Linked DNA regions of Mus musculus: region 1 is linked to region 2. Evidence: chromatin loops called from intact Hi-C (ENCODE). Cell type or tissue: left cerebral cortex. All regions are shown on one strand. Each heading gives the region's core, and the rest is flanking DNA. Links, peaks and the distances in the headings are about the cores only. Region 1 overlaps Fbxl17 (F-box and leucine-rich repeat protein 17). Region 2 has its middle 14 kb from the start of Gm34230.

What was found. A loop is a pair of places that touch in the nucleus more often than their neighbours do. Peaks named below come from ENCODE experiments on the same cell type or tissue, not always from the same donor. Only the 100,000 strongest peaks of a DNase experiment are listed, where the experiment ranks them.
Region 1: a loop joins it to region 2, with 2.2 times the contacts of the local background. A loop is called at or near these places in 1 of 42 quality-filtered maps.

The regions. Positions count from the first base shown.
Region 1 is chr17:63,206,697-63,211,093 of GRCm38, forward strand. All of the region lies in intron 7 of Fbxl17 (F-box and leucine-rich repeat protein 17), which reads right to left. Among named protein-coding and RNA genes, the nearest start is that of Gm41607, 89 kb to the right of the region's middle. In left cerebral cortex, for the core only: no CTCF peak of the experiment used is centred there; a DNase peak (open chromatin) is centred at 2,679; H3K27ac peaks cover 612 bases.
Region 2 is chr17:63,009,857-63,014,253 of GRCm38, forward strand. No RefSeq gene overlaps it. Among named protein-coding and RNA genes, the nearest start is that of Gm34230, 14 kb to the right of the region's middle. In left cerebral cortex, for the core only: no CTCF peak of the experiment used is centred there; DNase peaks (open chromatin) are centred at 2,518 and 3,336; H3K27ac peaks cover 1,572 bases.

The DNA of each region.
Region 1 (4,397 bases), core at 207-4,206, 200 kb after region 2:
AACTCACGTTCAGCTTCTCCAGAGATCCTTCACTGTTTTAATGTAAATTTAAAAACATTTTAAAAACCCTTCTATTCTTAAAATGTCTTGTGAGTGAAACCATCTATTAAAAAGATTTTCCTTACAAAAATAATCTGGCTAAAGAATAAAAGAAAAAAATAGTACAACAAATTATTTTAATGTATGTAGTAATGTCAAATATAACACAGGCTATGATTCTCACACTAAACACGTGTCCACTTTCACTTATCTTCCAGTATGAAATTATGAAATTGTGTACATATTTTCAGTAAACTAATTTGCAAATATAAAACCCCAAGATGCTAATGGCATTAGCATGTTGATCTCAAATCCCTACATGGCCCCAGGATACATGCAAGAGCAATTCCTTCATATGTAGTGGCAGATTTACCGAGTTTTATAATTTCATTTTTTGTAACAACTGTCAAGAATTTACTAGTAGGGATCCAATTTAGAGAAAATAAAATTATTGGCTATGAACCAAAGATAGTTTATATGGAAGTTTCAGCTACAGAGTTAGGTTAAAGGAAATACATTTTTCACTTAGTCAAATATTTATATCTATACTACTAAAATCTACATTACTATTGTAATGAGAATTTACTTTAAAACCTGTAATGATAAGTCACTTAATTTGAAATGTATTTCATTTTGGAGATTTGGTTTTGACTTGTCATGTTGATGAAAATGCATTACATCATGGAAATGAAATTGCAGAATATTATCACATAATGAGAGTTACCTGTACACAGAGCATGTTTCTCACCCTTTCAAGTCAGGTGAATTTCATGAAAAAACCGTGAATGAGGCAGGAAGACAGTGGGAAAAAATGACAGTCACACAGGAAAAGGAGAAGACTCTCAGGCTGGGGGAGAGGACAGCATGGGGCCAGCTGTGGGCCAGTTTCCTCATAGAGAGATGGTGGCCTCAGAGGATCCAACATTTTCTCAGAGTCAGTAAGGCTGGAAACCTTCTAGCCCAACCCCCTCTGATGCCACCAGAACTTCTGCCTGCCATGACCTTAGAACTGGGAGGCACGCTACTGAGAGACACTTCCTGGTAGGAGCCATAGCACATCCTGTGACATTCCTGCAGCCATCTCCACTACCAAGCCTGTTAGCTAGAAAGGTTTCACTCTGCTTCGTCACGCCGGCCCCAGCCTGCAAGATCTTAGGTAACGTACCCAGAGGCTTTGAGGTGTTTGCCGAACTCAAGACTTTCTTATACGAGTGTTTGTCTGGGGGAGACGAGCCAGCACTCTGCCAGTCTCTCCAGGGCAGCAAAGCTACAATGGTACATTACTGGAAAACGGTGGGAGGAAAATAAATTGGGGAATCTCAGAATGAAGGAAATCTAGAGTGGCCTGGTCCTGTGAGTGAGGCCTCAGGCCAGAGCCTAGCCAATCCCGCCTGCATCACCAGCTTCAACAGATGGTTGAGTGTCAGTAGGGTCACAGTCACTGGCTGTGGACAAGCATGCATCTCCTAATACCTACGTGATTATTTTAAAGTCCAATCTGAAGCTGTGTGGGAACTTCCAACAATGGGCAGAGAGCTAATGAAATCTCCTCTCTCTGCATCTGAACCTGACCTCTGGCTAACTTCCCAAACCTGTCTCCACGATAAGTACAGACATATGTCGATTGTGTGTGAAAAAAACCACTACAGACGGAAGCAAAGGCTCTGCCTGGTTGGATGTCGCTGAGAGAGCCATTGGAGTTGTGTCTCTGCACTAAATAAACCTTGTAGGGACATAAGCAGCAATGGGCCTCTCCTCTGTTAGGTGTGGGGGTAAGCTGAGGCACAGGCCATGCAGCTTCCTACAGAAGGGGGCTGCAGGTCAATGCCCTCTAGCAGGTTGACGCTAGCCTTCAAGTACACTGACTGCATTGTTCCAAGGTGCCCCCTAATGATGAACAATGCCTGAGGGTAGTCAGGGCACCTGGATGTTTAAATTTTAACATTCCTTTTGATCTTAGGGCTTCAAACAAGCCAGGATAAAGAATCCAATTCTTCTCCTTTTCTTTCACCTTTTAATTGCCTTTAAAAAAATAAAGGTTTACTATGTAAACTCCACCTTCCTTCAAAACTGGGATCCTCCTGCCTCCACCTCTCCAGTATGGACTACAGATGTATGTTGTGATACCTAGCCTACAACAACAAATAAAGGCATGCACAATTGAATATGTTTTATTTACTCATCTAAAAGCATTTTTAGAAAGTTCATTATAGCTGTTTTGTGACAAAGATTTCCCCACGGCTGCCCATATGAGGAAGTTTCTAATCCTCATGCCGTCCACTGACAACTCCAATTAGGAAAACTACACTGGTGTAAATGAATACTTGTGAGGCTGGCACCTGTTTTTCCAAGAGTACATTATGCTGGGCTGGTGAGGGGATGGACAGACATGCCAGTCTGGTAGGCTAAGACAGAACGGCAGGATCAAAAAAATGGAGAACACAGTTAGGTGCCTGGTGGGTTATCAATAGTTTACTGAAGGTATATTCTGTGAACAGATTGAGCCTGGCTTGGTCATGGTTGCCACGCGAGGTAGGAAGGAGAATGAGGCACTGAGAATACCCAAGTGTGAGCTGAGTAGCGCATGAATTCAAAGCCGAGGAGGCTGGGTGGCTGAGATGAGAGTGTAAACCCACACTGAGAGCCAGCACTCTCCTCTGCATTTAGATGAGCCCACCCACTGAAGAGGAAATAGTTGCACAGAAGCCAGGATAGGGAAAGGAGGCTTGGAAAATGGTGATCATATGGGTCCAGTTTCATAATTGGTGTTACATACTTAATTCTTTTTATAGGAAGCAAGAATGAATGACGGAAAACCACCAGGCAAGACAAGCCAAGGTACAAGCATGAGGCAGGCACATCACGTGTTAAATTGAAACAGCCCCCAAGTTCAACTTCCTTCACTGTTCAAGGAGAAAATCCGCTACTATGTACTTGAGGATAAAGGATTTGCAACTATATGGTGCTTGAGAAATACGCTTTGCTGTAATTTAACTCACTGTGTGTGGGCTTCAAGATGCACAGTGGCATTCCAAACCAACTTTTAAAGAAAATTGCATGGAATTTTCAAGACATCAGGAGCGTTCTTAAAAGTTATGCAGAGAAAACGGATTTCTGATAGTTATGAATTACATTTAGTGCAGCCAGATTGTAGGGAACGCTCTTTTTGCCTCAGTATGGTTAGAATTACTGTTGACAAAGTTTTAATTTAAATTTTTAAGGATTTAAACTGAAGAATATAGGTCAGTGAATTTTCATTCACGTTATAAGTATCACTACTGGCAGAAAGCAAGCTTTGTTAGTAAAGGACCAATTCTGGCCCCAGAATGCATCTTTGTAGTAGCTGGGGCTGAGTATGTCTTAGCAAGAATGATTTGTTTCTCAGTCAGTCAATCAGTAGCCTGCACGTGCAGTTAGAAACATACCTGGCATAGAAGAAAGACTCAGTTCAGAAAATATTAAATGCATTTGTGAGACAGACCAGAGTCCACTGAAATCATTTATTACAGTCAAAAGTTGGAAGAGATTCCATCTTTCCTAGCAGGTTGTAGATTTATATAGATTTATAACAGTAGATTATAACAGCTATGCTATGTAGCTCCTAAGTATAATTCTACAATTGCCAACTGGTTTCCTGTAGCTGAAAAAAATTACAATGAATATTTGTAGAGTCTGCCACACGTATAACACATTTATAGCCTTTCTATAAACCGAGAAACCTCAAGAACTTACAGTCGTTTTCTAATTTAAAGACTATGTCATAAAACAACTAATTTAATAGTATATAGTATTAAAATGAATACTACTTTCATAAATGGAAATTTTACATCTTATTTTTTATAAACTAAGAAAGAACAGATTTCAAATCAATAGTCTATTTAGCAAAAGAGATGAGATTTTGTGGAAAAGGCCTGGTTCTGTAAATGACACACCCTTCAATACATCTACATCATGTGGGGAGGTTCTTTCTTCACTTGTATGCTGTCTGGTGCTTACTGTTCTGAGGTCCCTCAGGAGTTCTGCTGTCAGTCTGTCCTTCTGCACACTAAGGAATATGATGAACACAGGAACATGAAACATACATTCCTATCTATAGTACATTTCCTGACACTGCTTTGGTGCCACACTATTATCCAAGTAAATGAACAGAGGTCTAGGGGACCATGCATTTCTACTATCATTCATTACAATGGTACAGGTTGCAACTATGTAAGTAGCTAATAGCCATTCACAGTGATAAGAACCAGGCACTCAGAGAGCTCCAACATGAGGGAAAGCCACAGTTATGGGTGATTTCAGCAAGCTTGGTAAACTCACCTCTTTTCTTGACATTTAGGGAAAAATATTTTAATCAGAAT
Region 2 (4,397 bases), core at 184-4,183:
GATAAAACGAATCAGCCGTCGCCCATTTCCAGGAAAGCAACCTTGTCCAGCTTTAGCATTATTTCTAGGGAGTCAATGACTGACAGTTAGGGGTTGTCGCCTCCAGAACAAAGGCCTCTCTCCAACAGGGCCATCCAACACTACACATCATAGCATCCTACATAGATTTAAAATGTAGGTTAGGAGTACTCCACAAGATAAGAAGCTATTCATTGTTTTGCCTTAGTCCATAAATAAGTGTGCTTTTGACAAGAACTTTTGGATGTTATTCATTTTTGTTATAAGAATCATCTGGTAACGATTATCTGTCACACCATGAGTTCCAGTGCTGGTTGGACTGCCCCAAATCCTGTTCTTCTCCCAAGCCTCCTAGTCTGTCCTCTAAACCTCCACAGGGGCTGAGAAGTCACATTCCAGGGAAAGAATCCATTAGTTTTGGTACCAAACTGACAGGTTCCACTTACCATTGACTTCGACCCCTATAAAAAAGAGACCATTCTCCAATCTGCATTTGCTGAATATTTTTCTTGACCTTCCCACTCAAGGGTGAGATGCTTTATGCTGCACTCAGACAAAGAGCATCAACCCTGTATCTCTCTGTTCCTGCATCCAGAAATAGGGGAGTTAATCGAAGCAGCTTGCGTGGTTCCTCTGGCTCTAGGGCTCTATGATGCCTCAAGTCTGAAATTTTGGATGAGGAGAAGCAGACATCCTTGTGATTAAAACCAGGCAAGGCAGGGAGACGTCTAAATAAAAGGCTAGCCTGCTAGAATACAAGTGTTATATAGCCCTGCTAATGCACTATGCCGTTGGAAGGAGACATTTGTTCCTTCATCTTCCTCATCTATCCTTGTGGAGACTCTGTAGGGTAGGGAAAGTCAAAGGCTGTAGCTAAAGGTATTAGTAACAGGGGAAAAAGGATTAACAATTGAGTAACACATTCGGGGTCCTCTGAATTGTGTTGGACAAGCAAACAACATTTCATCCTCAAAGTGTCTTTTCCGCCCCCCTCACGTTCCTCTCTCTTTCAATCAGAAACTTAGGATAAGAAATATCAATTATATTTCCCAATTTCTGTTTATTCAAAAAACAATCTCTTATTAAGCTGCTCCATCCTTAGGCATGCGCAAGAATATTTCAAAACATGAAATATTCCAGGAAAGCTAGAACTCTCTGTTCTGGGAATTGCAAGAGCAAATGAGTTTACCAGGAAATCGTAGGCTAAGCGTGGGTACAGTTGGGCAAACACTCGGACACTGGGTGCTGGTTGTCAGCTCGGTTAACAAGTGAGCAAGGCGTCTTCGGTGTACTCACTAGGAAAACAGTTGTTAAGACTTTGATCGTCAATCATGCTCCATTGGGTTGGCCAAACATATATTTTGCACAAATACACATCTGCATAGCGCATTCACAATATTCCTCTCTCTTCCCCTTGGAACTGGAGATGAGACTTTTGGGACAATCTGTCAGGCATGGCAATCAGGTGACTGTTGAAACCTAAAAGGAGACTTAGGAAATGGAATGGCCTCAAGGATCTGGGTACCAGAAAGAAATCTATGATGAAGCAATTTACCAACAACAAAAAAGGAAGGTCAGCCTTTGTTGCATTGTATAGACAGTGGTACACACACACACATACATACACATACACACACACACACACACACACTTATCCCCATGACATAACTGGAGGCATAGTAGAAAGAATTTAAAGAGAAAAACTTGAGAGAGGTAGTAGAGAAGACCCAAAACTTCCCTATTCCCTGGGGAAGGTGAACACTTCTAAGGCATTTAAAAATTGAGGTTGAATTAAACTCCAGGAAATATCTCCTATTGTTGGTAACAATTCCACACTGGCCTACTGGGACAGAGCACATCTTCTTACAAGACATTTTCATTTCTAATTTCTTTAACTCCATGGAAAATCCATCTTGAATTCCCTACAAATCTCTGCGGTGTTTACTAAGTGAAATAACTTAGTGCCCTCAACAGCCTTCACCAACTCACTACCCACTGGTTCCTCCAAATCAATAATAAACACATTAAATACTATTGGTCCCCAAACAGACCCCAAATGCGCCGTGCTATTAACCTCTCTCTATTGCAGGAGACCAACGGACACAGTTTCTTGCTGCTTAGCTGGTTTCATTTAAAAAAAAAAAAATTGCAGCTGACGGCTGCTCTCGCCCAGTTTGAGAAGACAGCCTCCATGTCTGTTCTTTCCTCATCTGCTCTACTTGGCCATCAGGGTGCAGGGCCTAGGGTGATGCCAGCTCCTTTGATGTGGGATGTCTTAGGTTGAGCAGGGGTAGAAAAGTCTATAGAACCACTTAACTGTTCTTGCTGCAAAGCCATTTGCGGTACCATTTTTTAGTTCATTGAGAAATGTCAATGTTCTTTCCAGTCTGGCGGAGGCAGACTTGACCAGGTGTCTCTACACAGAGTGGGTTCTCACAGTTTGGCTGCGCGCGTGTGTCATCAAGCTAAATAAGGAGCCAGTTTAGTCCGCCACCCCCCTTTTGCTTCTGCCGGCCAGACACACTTCCCCATATGACAGTCTTATAAATAGCTGCCGAGCAGCTGGGCCTTCTCTCACCTCCTGACTCTGTCAGCTTCCCCCACCACAAGCCCCTGACAGTCATGCAGCTGGGAGCTCCCCTCTCTCCTCCCTTTCCCACTCTCCATCCTCCACCTCTGGCATGCAACCACCCCCTTGACGGTGCTCAATGTAACCGTTTCAGGATTGGCTCTCCATGAGAGAAAAAGGTCAAGCAGGTTGGGGGCTGGATTTGACCACCAAAGCAAAGCTGTCACCCAATTAAATAAGGAGATAGAAGGTTGGGAGACACTGCAGTCAGACACAAGACAGCCTGTAGTACAGGGGCCAGATGGCTGACCCAACAGAATCTCAGAATCATTCTGGAGTGAGTCGAATATTATAAATATCCATGGCATCTCTCTCTCTCTCTCTCTCTCTCTCTCTCTCTCTCTCTCTCTCTCTCTCTCTCTCTCAGATTTATATATCTGGGGATAGTTGTGGGGCAAATACATGTAATGGAAATGCATTATTATTAACTTTTACAAAATACCAAGAATATGTTCAGAGCTAAAATAAGGATGGGGTTCTGGATAAGAACAATACACAAAAGAGAGAAAGATCTGGTAGCCAATCTTTCATAGGAAGCACACAAAATAGAAATGGTGTTTTCTTCTGGAATTCCTGTTTTGTTCCATGCACCAGACCTTCGGGGTATTCAGAATCAACATCTTTTACAAGAATGCTTTAAGGGCCTACTGCGTGCTAGACACAGGTTGTCCGGGGATATTTCCTGGCCTGTTCTGGTGAGGGACTCAGATAAGTGAGCTATAGATGTCACAGAAGATGCAATATTCAGTCTGCTTTGGGGAAAGAGTTTTGTGGAAGTGTGGGGACAGGGAAGAGGACAACTGGGGTGGCAGGGATAAAAGGACCCTCAGGAGGATGCGCAAGATCTGGGGAGTTGAGGAAACTGAATGGACCCATTGAGACATGGAGCATAGGCTTGAACTGGGCCTGAGAGATCCTGTCAGCACCCCTGTTTCCCACCATGATCATCACCGTACAGTAACATATCTGTTCCCTCTTTCCAGAGGACAACCACAAGCTGGCTTTTGCTCTTAGTTGATTTCTTTGTTTTTAGCATCCTGCCTGACAATGCCCCCACACAACTAAGTAAATTGACTCTTTCTTGAAGGCTTTTTTGAGAATTCCCTGTTATCCAATTTAACCTTCAAAAATTTGGTAAATAAATAATATGATCTGATCCCTTCTTGTGGTGAGTACATGCAGGTCAAATGACTGAGTACCTGGCCAAATGCTATTGAACGGCAGAGATTGTAGATGAAGCCAAGCAGCCTGGTACTTAAGCCTGTGCTTTCCTTCCTTGCATGGTCAGATGACGTCACATGATAAGACCAAGGGGTAGATTGGAAAAGCAAAGTAGTGTAGAAGAGGGGAGACGGAGAAAGTAGTTGGATGTGGGAGATCCTTTTTTCTATTAAATCTCAAGGGGTCCAGATTTCTGGATCCATCACAAGATCCCCTCCACTTCAACTGTTTTGGGAGTGTTTTAGATCATGAATGGGGCTGGCTACTCTGAGCAGGAGTTACCTACTCCATTGAGCTGGCCTTTACAGCTGTGCCCTGATTAGATTCAAACTCGTAGTAGTTATCTCCTCCTCTAGCATCTTGGGAGCAGGTCCCTTCTTCCCTCCAGGATCTTCACAGCTTCCCACTGCCACCCAGACCCCAGGCTCTGATCTTGGGAGATGCTCCAAAATACGACTGGGCAGCTGGCTGAGAGTTCAAAGGTCACCTAGTTCCTATGACAGGAGGGAGCTCTGAGATAGTCCCCTCT